Regions from separate parts of the Mus musculus genome. Here region 2 is linked to region 1. A link is a contact called in ENCODE Hi-C or POLR2A ChIA-PET data. All regions are on one chromosome and are shown on one strand. The core of a region is the stretch at or near the end of the contact, and the rest is flanking DNA. Distances in the headings are between cores, read along the strand shown.

What was found. Hi-C counts contacts between places; a loop is a spot of excess contacts on that map. ChIA-PET counts read pairs that join two places held with the same protein, here RNA polymerase II (POLR2A).
Region 2: a loop to region 1 is called in a map of left cerebral cortex, with 8 times the contacts of the local background. The contact joins the promoter of Atpaf2 here to the promoter of Alkbh5 in region 1. A Hi-C loop is called at or near these places in 1 of 37 maps with a recorded cell type or tissue (left cerebral cortex). POLR2A ChIA-PET finds 5 or more read pairs at or near these places in 4 of 5 experiments (Patski and embryonic stem cell).

What each region holds. Positions count from the first base shown.
Region 1 is chr11:60,533,875-60,540,948 of GRCm38, forward strand. Alkbh5 (alkB homolog 5, RNA demethylase) reads left to right here and starts at 3,809. Exons shown (of 4, transcript NM_172943.4): 1 at 3,809-5,321. The coding sequence starts at 4,549.
Region 2 is chr11:60,413,972-60,421,045 of GRCm38, forward strand. It overlaps Atpaf2 (ATP synthase mitochondrial F1 complex assembly factor 2), which reads right to left and starts at 3,063. Exons shown (of 8, transcript NM_145427.3): 1 at 2,780-3,063. The coding sequence starts at 2,939. Gid4 (GID complex subunit 4, VID24 homolog) reads left to right here and starts at 3,174. Exons shown (of 6, transcript NM_025757.4): 1 at 3,174-3,873. The coding sequence starts at 3,685.

The DNA.
Region 1 (7,074 bases), core at 2,559-5,058:
GTGTTAGTGTTGTGATACAGGGTCTCTCACTGATCTTGAAGTTCACCAACTCACTAGGCTATCTGTCTTCAGTCACTCCAGAAGAGGGCGTCAGATCTTGTTACAGATGGTTGTGAGCCACCATGTGGTTGCTGGGATTTGAACTCTGGACCTTCGGAAGAACAGTCGGGTGCTCTTACCCACTGAGCCATCTCACCAGCCCCTAGGCTATCTGTCAATACGCTGCAGGACTCTGGCTGTCTCCAAAATGTTCACCAGCATCCCACTGCCCCTACTGCTGGGGCTACAGGCATGCATCATCCAGCTTCTTTACATGGGTGCTGGGGATCTGACTTCTACTCTTTATGTTTATGTCCCAGGTACTTTGCAGACTAAGCATCTCTCCAGCCCTACATTGTCTTAAAGGCACTTGGGAGAAGTTTCATTTGGTAAACCTGAGTTCAGCCCCCAGAATCCAAGGTTTTTGTTTTTGTTTTTTAAATAAGTAGACAACTGTAATTTTGCGACTGGGGAGGCTAAGACAGGATTCCCAGACCAGCCTAGCCTACTTAGCAAGTTCCAGGCCAGCAGAAGATCCTGTCTCAAAATATGGTAGGCAGCACTCCAGTAATAATACCTGAGGTTGGCTTTGAATATGCATGTCACAATGTACCTACACACAAATGCACTGCACACACATGAACACACATACATAAAGGTAAGTTTAAGAGGCAAAGGTAGGAAGATCTGTTCAAAGGCATCCTCTGCTATAGAACAAGACCTTGTCTCAAGAAACAATATCAGGGAGGGGCAGGAGAGGATTGGGAGTGACAATGGAAATCACCAGGGTCATCTCTGGTGACTAGCTGGAGGCCTGGGACTGGAGACGATACGGGGAGTCTATGGGGTGACTCTAGCTGAGATTTCTACCAGAGGGGGATATAAAGTCTGAAGTGACTGCCTCCTGTAGCCAGGCAGGATTTTGTCTTGCCCACAAGATGTGCAGGGATAAAGATGAATCAGAGACTGAGGGAACAGCCAACCAATGATTGCTCCAACTGGAGAACCATTCCATGTGAGAGAGAGCTGGCCCAACACTACTAATGATACTTTGCTATGCTTGCAGACAGGAACCTAGTGTAACTGTCTCCTGATGAGGCTTCATCCAGCAGATGGAGGCAGATACAGAGACCCTCAGCCAAACATCATGAGGAGTCCAAGGAGTCTTGTGGAAGAGTTGGGGATAGAAGTGAGCAAGGAAGAGGGTTCAAAGACACCATGAGAAAAACCACAGCATCAACTAACCTGGGGCCATGGGGCTCACAGAGCCTGGGCCACCAACCAGGGAGCATACAGGAGCTGGACCTGGACCCTACACATTTGTAGCAAATGTGCAGCTTGGTCTTCATGTGGGTCCCCTAACAAGTGGAGTGGGAGCTGTCTGGGTCTGTTTCTTGCCCTTCCCCCTACCTGGACTGCCTGGTTAGGCCTCAGTGGGAGAGGATGTGCCTAGTTCTCCTGGGACTACATGTCCCAGGGTGGGGTGCTACCCAAGGCGGGGGCTACCCTTTCTCTGAAAAGAAGGGAAGTAGGCAGTGGAGGGAGGGATTTGTAAGGTTGGGACTTGGATGACAGAGGGGAGCTGTGTAGGGATGTAAAGGGGGGAAAAAGACAAATAAGTAAAATGTAAAAAACAAAAAAACAAAAACAAAAACCAGGGTCTTTAATCCCAACACTCGGGAGATAAAGGCAGTCGGATCTCTGTGAGCTCAAGGCCAGCCTGGTCTATAGATCAAGCTCCAGACAGCCAAGACTACACAGAGAACCTCTATCTTGAAAGAAACAAAACAAAACCAACACAAACCAACCAACCAACCAAACAAACAAATTTTACTATGTGCCATGCCCTGGATAAATGCTAACTCATTTAATCCCTAAAATATCCCAGTGAGGCTGGTATAATTATGAAATTGCTGCTGGAGTGCGGACAGTATTGGACTTGTGCAAGTGGCCTTGTGAAGTTCAACCCAGGCAGCCTGGCTTTTTCCCCACAGGATCTGGGCTTGACTAAAAAGCACAGTCAAGGAGAAAACACCCTGGGATTGGAGAGTTCAACCTATGGGATAGTCGCTTAAAAAAAAAAAAATCTTTTTCTGAGGCAGTCTATGTAGCCCTGGCTGGCCCTGAACTCCTGAGGTACATACACACACACACACAAAACTTAGTGCTGGGTTTAAAGGTGTGCACCGTACCCAAAGAGGGTCATTTTTGCCTGGGTGAGCAGAGCTGGGGACCTTAGCTATTAGGTGCATCTGGGTGCAGTGGTAAAGAGCTCCCGCCATGAAAGGCAGATCAGAGGCTTAGAGAGCTGGGCTCCTGAAAAGCTTCAATCTGCCCAGGCAAACTGCTCAGGTAAGAGACCCACCAGGTGTTCACACAGTACAGACCGGGCTCAAGTCCAGTTCAGCTGGCTTTGCCCTTCAGTCCATCTTCTACCTGCAGCTGCCCTTCCACCCTCTCTCTGTCACCTGGGCCCAAGGGGCTGCCCCGGGAATCCCCAGACCCATTTCCCTTTTGTCTGCCTGCTGTTTGGGAGAGAGGGTGGCCTGGATTCCCTAATTTCTTGGCTTTCCACTCCACAAACTTTTCCAAGTTACCACACAGTCCCCACTTTCCAACAGAGACTGCTGCCACCCTCAGTTTTCAGATTAGAAGACTGAGGTCTGGATGCTGTATCAGCAATCCTTCTGCTGCGTCATTCCATCCTCACAACCACCGTTCGAGGTAAGTACTGGTTCCTGGTTTTACACACCAGACTCTGGGATGCCTGGAAGACAAGGGGTGAGCTGTGTGACAGACACTGTAGATGGACAGGCATTACAGATGACAGACAGCATGGACAGCCAGGAGGGGCGGCGATATATGAAAATCTGACGGAGTATCAAAGACTGGAAAAGGGACTGGGAACCAGAAAAGGAAGCTGGAATTCATCTTGGGGAGGTTCAGAGCAGAACCTCTTTGCTATTCCTATTTGCTGGAGTGCCCAGGGACCTCCAGCACGGCTAAACCTTTGTTCAGGCTTTCTCCTCCGCTTCAGGATTTTTTATTGTTTGGGTTTGTTGTAGTTGTTTTGAGACAGAGGCTCGCTGTGTAGCCTAGGTTGGCATCCAATTTGTGAGCTATCCTCCAACCAGTCTCCAGAGTGCTGAGACGCATTTACCATCCCACTGTGCAATTTATTTATTTTCTGTCTGAAGAATATTTCCAATTTGGACCGATCCGTGGTAAATCTGCGCCCTTCAGACAGGAAAGCCTTTTTGTCGCCCCCTATAACAACGCCCAACCCCAGTAGGAACGTGACGTGCCCGTGCGCGTGCCCGCGGCTGCGCGACCCGTGGGCAGTCCCGGGACGTGACTTGTGGAACGTCCGCTTCGGGAAGCGATGGCGGCGGGAATGGGGTGTGGGTGCCCGGACCGCGCGCCTCCAGCTTTTGTTGTCCTGGCTTGCTCCACAGTTTGGGCCTGATGCTCTCCTGCCCGTAATTTTAACTTTCCACTGTTTCCGAAGCTTCACCGGAGTCCTGAGGGCTTTTCGTCGCCGAGAACTCCATTCAGGCACTTACTTAGCCACCCATTCACTCTTCAGGGGTCCTCGAGCTTCTGCCCGAAGCTAATTAAGTGATGGACGCAGTAGCCAAGGAGACTAGTTGATTGACAAGCATGATTTACCAACCGACTCTGGAAACTCCAGTCCGTGTTTGCCCAACGCGTGGCCGGCAGTCCAATTAAGAAAGTGGAAGCTCCAAAGGGGGCGGTCACGGGGCGGACTGGGTTGTGGCGATTCCCGAGGATTTGTGCGCTGGAAGCTGAGGCGTCTGCGGGCATCCGCACGATGCCGTGACGCGGCAGCGCTGTCCAGTGGACACCGCGAGCACACTCCGGCGGGTGGAGTCCCTCGGCCCCGGAGGCGGCTTGGCGTGCAGGCAAATTGTTGTTTTCGGGAGCTGTTCTCGAAGCTTTCCGCGGGTGGGGGGAGGGGCGGCGGCCGACGAGCGGGCCTCGTCTGCGCATGCGCCGGCCTCTCCGCCGACTGGGCGGCACGCACGCGCATGCTCAAAGTACGTGGAGTCTCGTGGCCGCCGGCAGTGCGCACGCGCGTCGAGAAGCCCGCTAAGGAGCGGCGCTGTCGGAGGTCGGGCGGGCTGGCGGTGACGTCGTGAGGAGAGCTTTAAAGTGCGGGCCGGGCCGGGCGTCTGAGGGTCCGACCGGGAGTCTGGCGGAGTCTTGGCCGAAGCCCTCCGCGGCATGAGGCGCTGCCGGCGCCTTTTTCCCTCAGGACGCGGAGAAGGTGGAGGAGGAGGAAGCCCCGCTGTAGCTGGTGCTGCATGACCGACCGCGGCTGAGGTTCGACCCCTTCCCGGCCCCTCTACGCCTACCCCTTTGGTCCCTTGAGCCACGCATGGGGGCCTGGCACTGAGGACCCTCGCTTCCCTTTCGGGTCCCTTTCGGGTCCCCTGAGAGCCATGCCGGACCGCCGCGGAGGACCCTAGAGTTGAGTTGGCGGGGGCCATGGCGGCCGCCAGCGGCTACACCGACCTGCGGGAGAAGCTCAAGTCCATGACGTCCCGGGACAACTACAAGGCGGGCAGTCGGGAGGCCGCCGCCGCTGCGGCCGCCGCCGTGGCTGCCGCTGCCGCTGCCGCGGCCGCCGCTGAGCCTTACCCGGCGTCCGGGACCACCAAGCGGAAATACCAGGAGGACTCGGACCCCGAGCGCAGCGACTACGAGGAGCATCAGTTGCAGAAGGAGGAAGAGGCGCGCAAGGTGAAGAGCGGCATCCGGCAGATCCGGCTCTTCAGTCAGGATGAGTGCTCCAAGATCGAGGCCCGCATCGATGAGGTGGTGTCCCGCGCCGAGAAGGGCCTGTACAACGAGCACACGGTGGACCGGGCCCCCCTGCGCAACAAGTACTTCTTCGGCGAGGGCTACACGTACGGGGCCCAGCTGCAGAAGCGCGGGCCGGGCCAGGAGCGCCTCTACCCGCCGGGCGACGTCGACGAGATCCCGGACTGGGTGCATCAGCTGGTGATCCAGAAGCTGGTGGAGCACCGCGTCATCCCCGAGGGCTTCGTCAACAGCGCGGTCATCAACGACTACCAGCCCGGCGGCTGCATCGTGTCCCACGTTGACCCCATCCACATCTTCGAGCGCCCCATCGTGTCCGTGTCTTTCTTCAGCGACTCGGCACTTTGCTTCGGCTGCAAGTTCCAGTTCAAGCCCATCCGGGTGTCGGAACCTGTGCTTTCTCTGCCGGTGCGCAGGGGGAGCGTGACTGTGCTCAGGTAACACACCTGGGAGGAGGGGCTGGCCCTGCACCCTGCCGCCTAAAAGTGTCCACCCGGTTCCGGGGAAGCCACAGCTGGCGGGAGCCGGTTCTTATTATGGTTCTGACTCGCCTTTTTTCTTTTTGCGTGCAAACCATAGGAAGCTTGTGTCTGAAACTCATAGCAGGATAAGACTAATGTGGAATTGTGTACCTGCAGGCAGGTTTGAAGTGGCCATAGTAGCTTATCTGAGAATTCATCTGAAAGCATCTTTCTGAAGACTAGCATAGGAGTTCGAGTTCTATGAATGTGGTCTCCTTGTCTTGCATTTTGTTTTATCGTTTTGGGGGTGGGGATGGGGTGAGGGTCTCAGGTCGCCCAGGCTAGCCTTCAACCTTCTACACAAAGGAGGATGATCTTGAATGTCTGATTCTCCTGTCTTGGCCTCCCAGGTGCTGAGATTACAGATGTGCACTGGCCAGTTTTTTTTGTTGTTGTTGTTGTTGTTGTTGTTGTTGTTGTTTTTTTTTTTTTTTTTTTTTTTTTTTGGTGGTGCCTAGAGAATGAACACAAGGCTTCATGTTTTCCTTTTGGTTTAAAGCAAATCACTTTCGGTTTTGGACCTCATTTCCATATCTTAAAAACCTGTGCTTAACTAAAGTTTTCCCTGTTTTGTTAAGTTTATCTAAAAGTTTTCTCTGTTCTGTTTTTTTTTTTTTGTTGTTGTTTAACAAAATGTAATGGATTCCTTAACAGAAAATGCAGAGTCCTTGACTTTTGGGGGATTTTTGATATAGATTTCTCCATTCTCAGGAAGAATGATTTTTTGGTATTGAACATTGTAATGGTTTGGCCAGAAATAAGTGCAGCATGCTCTTAAAATTCTTGCTTAGTTTTAGGCCTCTGTAGGACACTTTGTAGAAATGCCATAGCAGTTATGGGGATCCAGTAAAACAAAATACAGCTGGTTTGCTGACCTGGTGTTTGGCCTTGTGATTTGGTGACCACATCTTAGGCTCTTGGCCAGTTGGGGCCCCAGATCCTGCTAAGAATTAGCTCAGTGCCCTGCCCAGCAGAGTAAATCATCTGTTGGAACACTGCTAGTGTTTATATGAAGTGAAATTTTATTTGGAGGATGTCTCCATTCAGCCCTAAAAAAGGTAAGCCTGGTTAAGGGACTTTTACTAATTCTCATCGTGAGGCCTAGATTGCAACTGTTCTGAGTGTCTCAGATGTGCGTGGTGCTTCCAGATGGTTGTCTTGACAAAACGTTTTTAGAAGGGATTTCCAGCTGGTAGTTAGTGCATGCCTGTGTGTATGCTCAAACTCGTGAAGCTGGAGCAGGAAGAGTGCTGTAAGTCTCAAAAGATCTACCCACTCTACCAAAAGAAGGTATTTCTAGGGAGCTTGCTGTTTAAGGAAGATTATGGGGACGGGGTTGTTGAAGTTTCTTGGTGCTGAAAGGATTTTATGTGGAGACCATTTGGTCATTTATTGGGTTATTTTTCCTCGTGGTCATAGACCTTTTAGGTTATCTAGAGGTTTGGCAGTGATTGGCTGCTTAGTGGGGGATTCTTAAGACACTGAGACTCCCCCAACATGGTCACACCAGATTTAAAAGCAGAACTTTCAGATTCTTATTGTGAAGGTCTGTTAGTGATTAACAAGATTGCATCATCAGGAAAATTGTCTTCTCTTTGCAGTAGTAAAGTCCTAAAGCTTTCCCAGTCCTTTCCAACCCTTCCTGGATTCAGACTTGGCTCCAGAGTTA
Region 2 (7,074 bases), core at 1,813-4,312, 120 kb before region 1:
TATATCTTAATAAAGGTATTTAAAATTCTGCCAGGGTCAGAGAGATGGCTCCGTGGGTAAAGGTGCTTACAAGCAAGTCTGATTCCAAGTTTAATCTCCCAAGCCCATGTAAAGGTAGCAAGAGAGCACCAACTGTCAGAGGTTGTCCTCTCATCGCCACATGTACAGTGGCACATGGATGCCCAAATACATGCATACACAAATAAATATATGATAATAAAAAATTCTTGCAGCCAAATACATAAGTGCACTATTTTCCAAATTGCTTTTCATCTGGAGTGGAGGTCCATACCCTAGGCTGTTCTGGCCAATATAATGAAAGCAGACAATATGTATGAGTATGTGGCTTTGTTCCAATAAAACTCTACTTCAAAAGCAGATAGCCGTCTGGTCCCTGACACTCCTATGAGAATGGCAAAGCAGGTAACGTCTCTTAAGTGGCAGAAACTTGGAGAAGCTGCCTTGGACAGGAGGCAATTTGTAAATGGTAGGAACAGGACAGGACTTCAAGCTTTTATTTCTTTGGGAATTTACCTCATATGCTGCTTCTCCAAACTACATCCTCCTCTGGGCAGAAAACAGCAGGAGGGTGGCAATGGCCTCACAAAGGTCTCTGCACTGCAGGACCTCCTCCTCCAACCCCACAGCGAGCCCTTCCTTCAAAAGCCTCTCCTCTCCTGACAAGTTTCTATGGTGTAGCTGTTCCTAACATTGACAAGTGGATTCTTAAAGAAGAAGGACTTAATAATTTACATACTTCAAAGATACACAAAAATATCTCCCACCTGGGGAGGACAAAAAGAGCAAAGCATACCCTAGGGAGGCACGGCATAAACAAAGGAACACATTCAGGAGTTCACTAAATAGGCAAAGGGTCAATTTAAGCGCATGGATGCTTTTTGTTTTCCATTGTGGAGGTGCTTGATCTGCCATCTTTTCTTCTGTATTACAGACTTACCAGTTGGCTCTTAGCATTATTTAGCACATAGTAGGTAGTCAAAGGTGAAAGAAAATAGGAATGTATGAATGAATGGGGCACAGAGAGCTATCTGTAAGTCAAGCCCGTTCTCCTCCTCCCCATACCCCATGACCTCAAGTGATCCTATCTCAGGCTCCCAAGCAGCTGATACATGTGTGTGACGCTACTCTTAGCTTCTTCCTTTGTCTTTACTGGCTTTTTCTGCCCCACTTTTAGGCCTTCGTTTGTGTCCTGATAAGCAAAAATCAGCTCCCTGGTGCATCCACTCCCTTCCCCAGTTATATAAAATCATGGGCTATAGACCATTGAACGGCTCACCACGTATAGACGCTGACCACTAAACCCAACATCCTCAGTTCAGTCCCTCAAAGCCACAACCAAGTCCTGCTGGTTGTCCTCTGACCTCCATGTGCATGCCAAGTGCACACACAGATATATACACACTAAATGAAACAAGAAATTATGGGATTTACAGCCTAAAGAATTCTTAAAGGCAATCTCATGCTTCAGATCACCAAAGAAAGCAACATCATACATGCCCAAGACCACAGTACCTCAGAGATTTTGCCAACAACAGACCCCAGGTTTGTACTCTTATGCCAATTGCCAAACTGCCTATGGAATTGTTGCCTAATGAGGGCAGTGTTGCAGCAAGACCTCTAACACCCAGTCATCACCTCTGGACATGTTACACCCCCTTTCTCCCCCATCAAACTCTTACTCATCTCTCAAGCCCCAGTTTAAATGCCCTTTCAATCACCCTGTACACGCTCATCCTTGTGATTTCTTAAGTCCTTCATAGTTCCCATATCACAATATATTGCAAACTATTGTTTCGTAAGCATAATGAATCCTGCATCTGATGTTGAGAATCATTCAGGTGAGACCACATGCCCTCAACACAAAACAACTAACTGAATTTAGAGAGGTCATCACTACTTTTCATTCACTGAAGTGAACCTCACTTGTAGCAATCTCTCTTTCAGAAGCAATGAAATAACCTTCTTTCAGTCTTATTACAGTCCTTAGTAGGTCAAAGAAGCCTGGCATAAACTCCCACTTAGAGAAAGCTGCAGAGAATGCAGAGGCTGTGGCACTGCACTAGGACAGAGGGCCCGCAAACCCCTAAGGAAGTGTGCTGTGTGTGGTGGAAGACTTAAGGCCTGCCTCTGTGCCAAGTCTTCTGCTGGGTCCTGAGGACACAACACAGTCATGAGGACACAACACAGTCAGGTCAGTCTTTGCCTTCCATAGCCTCAACCAGTCTGCTCTGTGACCTTGGATGTCCTGATTGAAAGCCCAAATTTTCCTTTCTGAATCCAACTAAGACACCTGCTCCCCTTTAAAAGGAAAAACAAACAAACAAACAAACAAGCAAACAAAAAAACCCTGAAGCTGGGAGGTGGTGGTGGTGGTGGTAGTGGTGGTAGCACTCAGGAACTAGAGACAGGAGGATCTCTGAGTACGAGGCCAGCCTGGTCTATAGAGTGAGTTCCAGAGCAGCCAGGGTTACACAGAAAAATCCTATCCCCGAAAAAATAAAAAGAAAAGAAAAAATAAAGGAAATTGAGAAAAGCCTCAAGAGCCAAATATCTCGTGTCCTGGGCACGCTGTGTCCCCTAAAGTCACCCTCGCACTTGTTTGGATGTCATTTTTCAAATTGAAACAGAACTCTGTTGCTCTAAATATTCGCATAGGCCTGAACCCTGCCTGTCACCCCGCATTGCACGTCAGAAACCTTCCTCCAGGTGAGCCCGACTTGGCTCCTGACCAAAAAGTCACATTATGTCCGGGCCTCACCTGTTGGCGGGACATAGGCCCGGGCCGGAGGCTGCGGAGCTGGCCCCGGCCATACTGAGACGGTGGGGTCACTGAGACGCCGGTCCAAGAGACCGCGCCACCGGTCCCTCAGCCGGGGGTAGATTCGCCACATCCTGCCCAAGGACCTGGGTGGACACATGCGTGGAAACAGAGTACAGGAAAAGAGCGAAGAGAACCCCACACCCCTCGCTGGTTCTGTACGGAAACCTCTCACCAAGGGTTCATAGCCCTCAGCCTCCTCAGCACGCCGCCATCTTCCTCATGACACCTACGGCGCGCCGTCGCAGCCGTGCGCCCCGCTGCGCGCCACTCCCGCCCCCGTCAATCAGCATCATAAACGTGCTCGCCACGCCCCCTCCATGCCGCGCCACGGGAAGAAAACTACAAGTCCCAGAGGGCCGTTCGCGCTCTGCGCCACGTGCTTTCTCTGTCCGCCAATGGGCGGAAGCGCCGCGTGAGCTTGCTCCCGCCTCTCCAGCGCGCCCGCGCCAATTGGAAGCTGCAGAGTGTGTGTGTGTTTGTGTGTGTGTGAGCGCGCGCGTGTGTGTGTGAGCGCGTGTGTATGAGTGAGTGAGTGTGTATGCGCGTGTGTGTGTGTGTGCGTGCGTGCGTGTGTGTGTGTGTGTGTGTGTGTGTGTGTGTGTGTGTGTACCCGCGAGGGCAAGTGGGAAGGGAGACCCAGCTCAGGTCTGGGAGGCCCTGCTTGCAGGTCTCCGGGTCCAGGTGGCAACACGAGCGCTTGGTCTGGCCTCAGCGGGCGGGTGGTTCCCCGGCCCCTCCCCCGCGCGTGCGCGCCCGGGTCCGCCCTCCCCGCAGCTTCGGCTCCCGCGCGGCGGCGGCGGTTCCTTCCCCCTCCCCCAGCCCTGGCTCCGGGGGACCCCGCGATGCCGGTCCGCACCGAGTGTCCCCCGCCGGCGGGTGCCTCAACCACATCCGCGGCCTCACTCATCCCGCCGCCGCCCATCAACACCCAGCAGCCCGGCGTGGCCACCAGCTTGCTCTACAGCGGCTCCAAGTTCCGTGGCCACCAGAAGAGCAAGGGGAACTCGTACGACGTAGAGGTGGTGCTGCAGGTGAGCGCCAGGCGGCAAGGCCGGGCCCGAGGGCCTCCTCGCGGCGCTCACGGGCCGGGCCTGCCCTGGGCTCCTCGAGCCCTCAGCCGCGGACCAGGCCCTCTCACTGCCGGGGCCTCCTGCACCCGGCGCCTCCCACCGGGACCTGCCCAGCTGATGTCACACTCTCGAACCCTACCCCTAGCCCACCCCTAGACTCAGAGCCTGTAGTGGCCAGTCTCCGACAGACCCCGAAGACTGTCCCACACTTAGAGCCTTTGACTCGCCGGCTTGGGCATCCGGAAGCTCCCCCATGACTAGCCGTCCTTTAGCCTGAGTCGGTTCTTCCCAAGTCCTGTCCTCCCTACACCAGCCAGCCCTCCCACCAGTCCCTGTCGGATCCTGAAAAACTCTCCATTGGCTGCCCCAAACTCAGTACCTCTCGATAGCGGCCAGTGTCACATTCTCCCGGAATGAAGCTTTTCCTCTGACCCCAACTCCATCCTGAGTGCCAGGGACATTGCTCCTTAGGAGAACTCAGTCAGCCCACTGCTGACGGGGGAGAGGTGGCCAACCTCCCTCCATTGGCTGAGACAACCCACAGAGGTTGAGGCTCCCCAAAGACCAGGGAGCCTCACACCCAAATATCTCCAGTTGCACCACTTAGTGTTAAGACCTTGTCTCGTGGGGCCTTCCAGTACCAAAACCCGGCGTCAGTCAGTTCATAGGCATCCGCTGCTACACTTTGCTTCCTGTCCCAGGCTTCTTACCCTACCCTGCTGTGGCTCCTTCCCATCCCTGGCAGTCCCCCTGGCCTCTCCCCAGACCTCGCACCTTGATCTAGCTGGTTGCTATTGCTGGCTGTAGTGTTGCTGATTGTTATCTGCATAGCTCCAGAGTTTCCTCCGAGCCTCAGATGCCTAAGTACTGGGAAATCTAACACAGTTTTGTTTTGTGTCCACTTACCTCCCCCTATTTGACCTGGATATCTGAGTACTGGCTGGTGGCTGCCAGTCCCTGAACAACTTTGAAACTTCAGCTTCATCTTCTCTGGGCCTTTCTTTTCCAGAACTCCACCTCTTTCTCTCCCCCTTGAAGCTTTTCCCAACTGAAGGAGATTGGTGGGAGTAGATATTTCTCTTTTATCTATCTCCCCTCTCCACAATACTCTTCTTTCTAGGTATTAAACTGTCTGCCAGAAGACCAATTCCCTGTCCCACCTTGTGTGCTTTCTCCTAATGCCACCTCCTAGGTAGTTCCCCAAGTCTTGTTCCTTGAAAGCCAGAGGTTTAGAGGTGCATACTGCCCCAGGGCCCGGGGAGATGTATATTGAACATGTACAGCATCCACCACCCTTGGTTCTAATTTCCCATCTCAGATTCTTTTGAGCAAATAGATCTCCCACTCCAAAGACTCGAGAGTGTCTCTGCTTTCTAACTGCAGCACACTCATCAGCTCTTTTCTTTCCTACCATTTGTAGAAATAGTTCTCTCAGCTTTGAGATTGGGAAAACCATACTCTTATTAAATGTAATTTTTCCCCATAAAGCTCTATCATGAAGTATGGTATTTATTGTCATTGGAAAGCTGTGACTGAGTTATTTCAAGTCTTGTTACCTACTGTGATAATCATTTTTTTTCCTCCTTAAGATGTGATACTATAGTATGAAAAAAATTAGGCTTTTTGTTTTTTTAATTCATTCAATCATAAAATTCTGGAAGTGAGTTCTCTACATGGATCATGTTTAGAGTGGCCCTGAATTTATGCCCATTTACTGATTTCTGATGTAATAGGTTCATAGCTGCCAGAGCAACTAGGTTTCAAAGGGAAGTCTGTTCCTATCATTTGTCTGTTGTTCCCTGCCTCGACAGGGGCCTTGTGAATCAGTGGAAATAGTGATTGAGTTAGAGGCATGGTTGGTAGGTGTCGGGTAGCCCATATCCTTCCGTGGAATGCCGAGTGGTGGGAATGGTTGGTGGTCGTGCCACGGAATGCTCCCCTACATCTCTGCCAGTGAGCTTGTTACTGTGATCAGGTAGGGGCATAGGAACTGTTATGTTAATTGGTCTTCTCTAGACTCAGCCCTCTGAGAAAAGTTCTGTCTTTCATAATTCAACTTCTTTCCTGCTTTTCTTGTTTGACTTAAACTATTTTTAGGAAGCAGAATATTGTTGCAGTTAAAGGCATGGACTCTGAAGTCAAATCAATGAAAGTATACCTGCTTGTTTGGCCTAAGTACTTTTGCTAAGATACACTCCACATACCATACTGTTTACCTATTCAAGGTGTACCCTTAATGATTTTTAGGATATTCACAAAGTTATACAACTATCACCAGATTTTAGAACATTTATATTGCCCCAAAAGAAACCTTTGTACACCTCAGCCATCACACTTACCAATCCTAGGCTAATCTTTTTCTGCAGATTTACCTATTCTGAGACCAGATTTGGTAGTATTCACTTGTAATTCCAAAATTCAGAACCTGAGGCCAGAATCTGGGCTGCAGAATGAGACCCATCCTCAAAAAAACAAAAAAAAAAAACCCAAAAACTTAGGTTCATCTTCTACCTGTCCCGCACATGTTGTATAAATAGGGTCACATAGTTTTCCTTTCATGACCTGCTTCTTTACATAGCATATATTCAGGGCTCATCCATGTCTCAGCACATGTCAGTACTTCATTCCATTCTGTTGTTGCTCTTTGTAAACGTTGCCTATATTTTGTCTAGCCATTGATCAGCTGATAGACTTTTAGGTTATTTCTACTTTGGGGCTATTATCATTAATGCTGTTGTGAAATTCATATACAGATTTTTGGTTTGGTGGTGTGCATCTCTGTATATTGCCTAGGTTAGCTTTGAACCCCTAACTCCAAGTGACCTTCCTACTTTCCCTGTCCCAAGTACTAGGACTATATGTATGTACTATCAGCTGTATGCAAGTTTTTATGTGCACATGGTTTTGTTTCTCTTGAATAAATATAGATAACCTAGAGATAGAGTTGCCGGGGTTTATAGAATCTTTAGGTTTAATACTTTAGCAAACTACCAGTGGTTTTAAAGGTAGTTACACCATTTTATATTTCCTCTGACAGTATATGAGGGCTCCAACTTCTTCACACTTTACAAACTTGTTTGATTATAGTCATCTCAGTGGGTATGAAATGGTATCTCATGGTCTTAATAGAAATTCCTCAAAAGATGCTGTATCTTTTCCTGT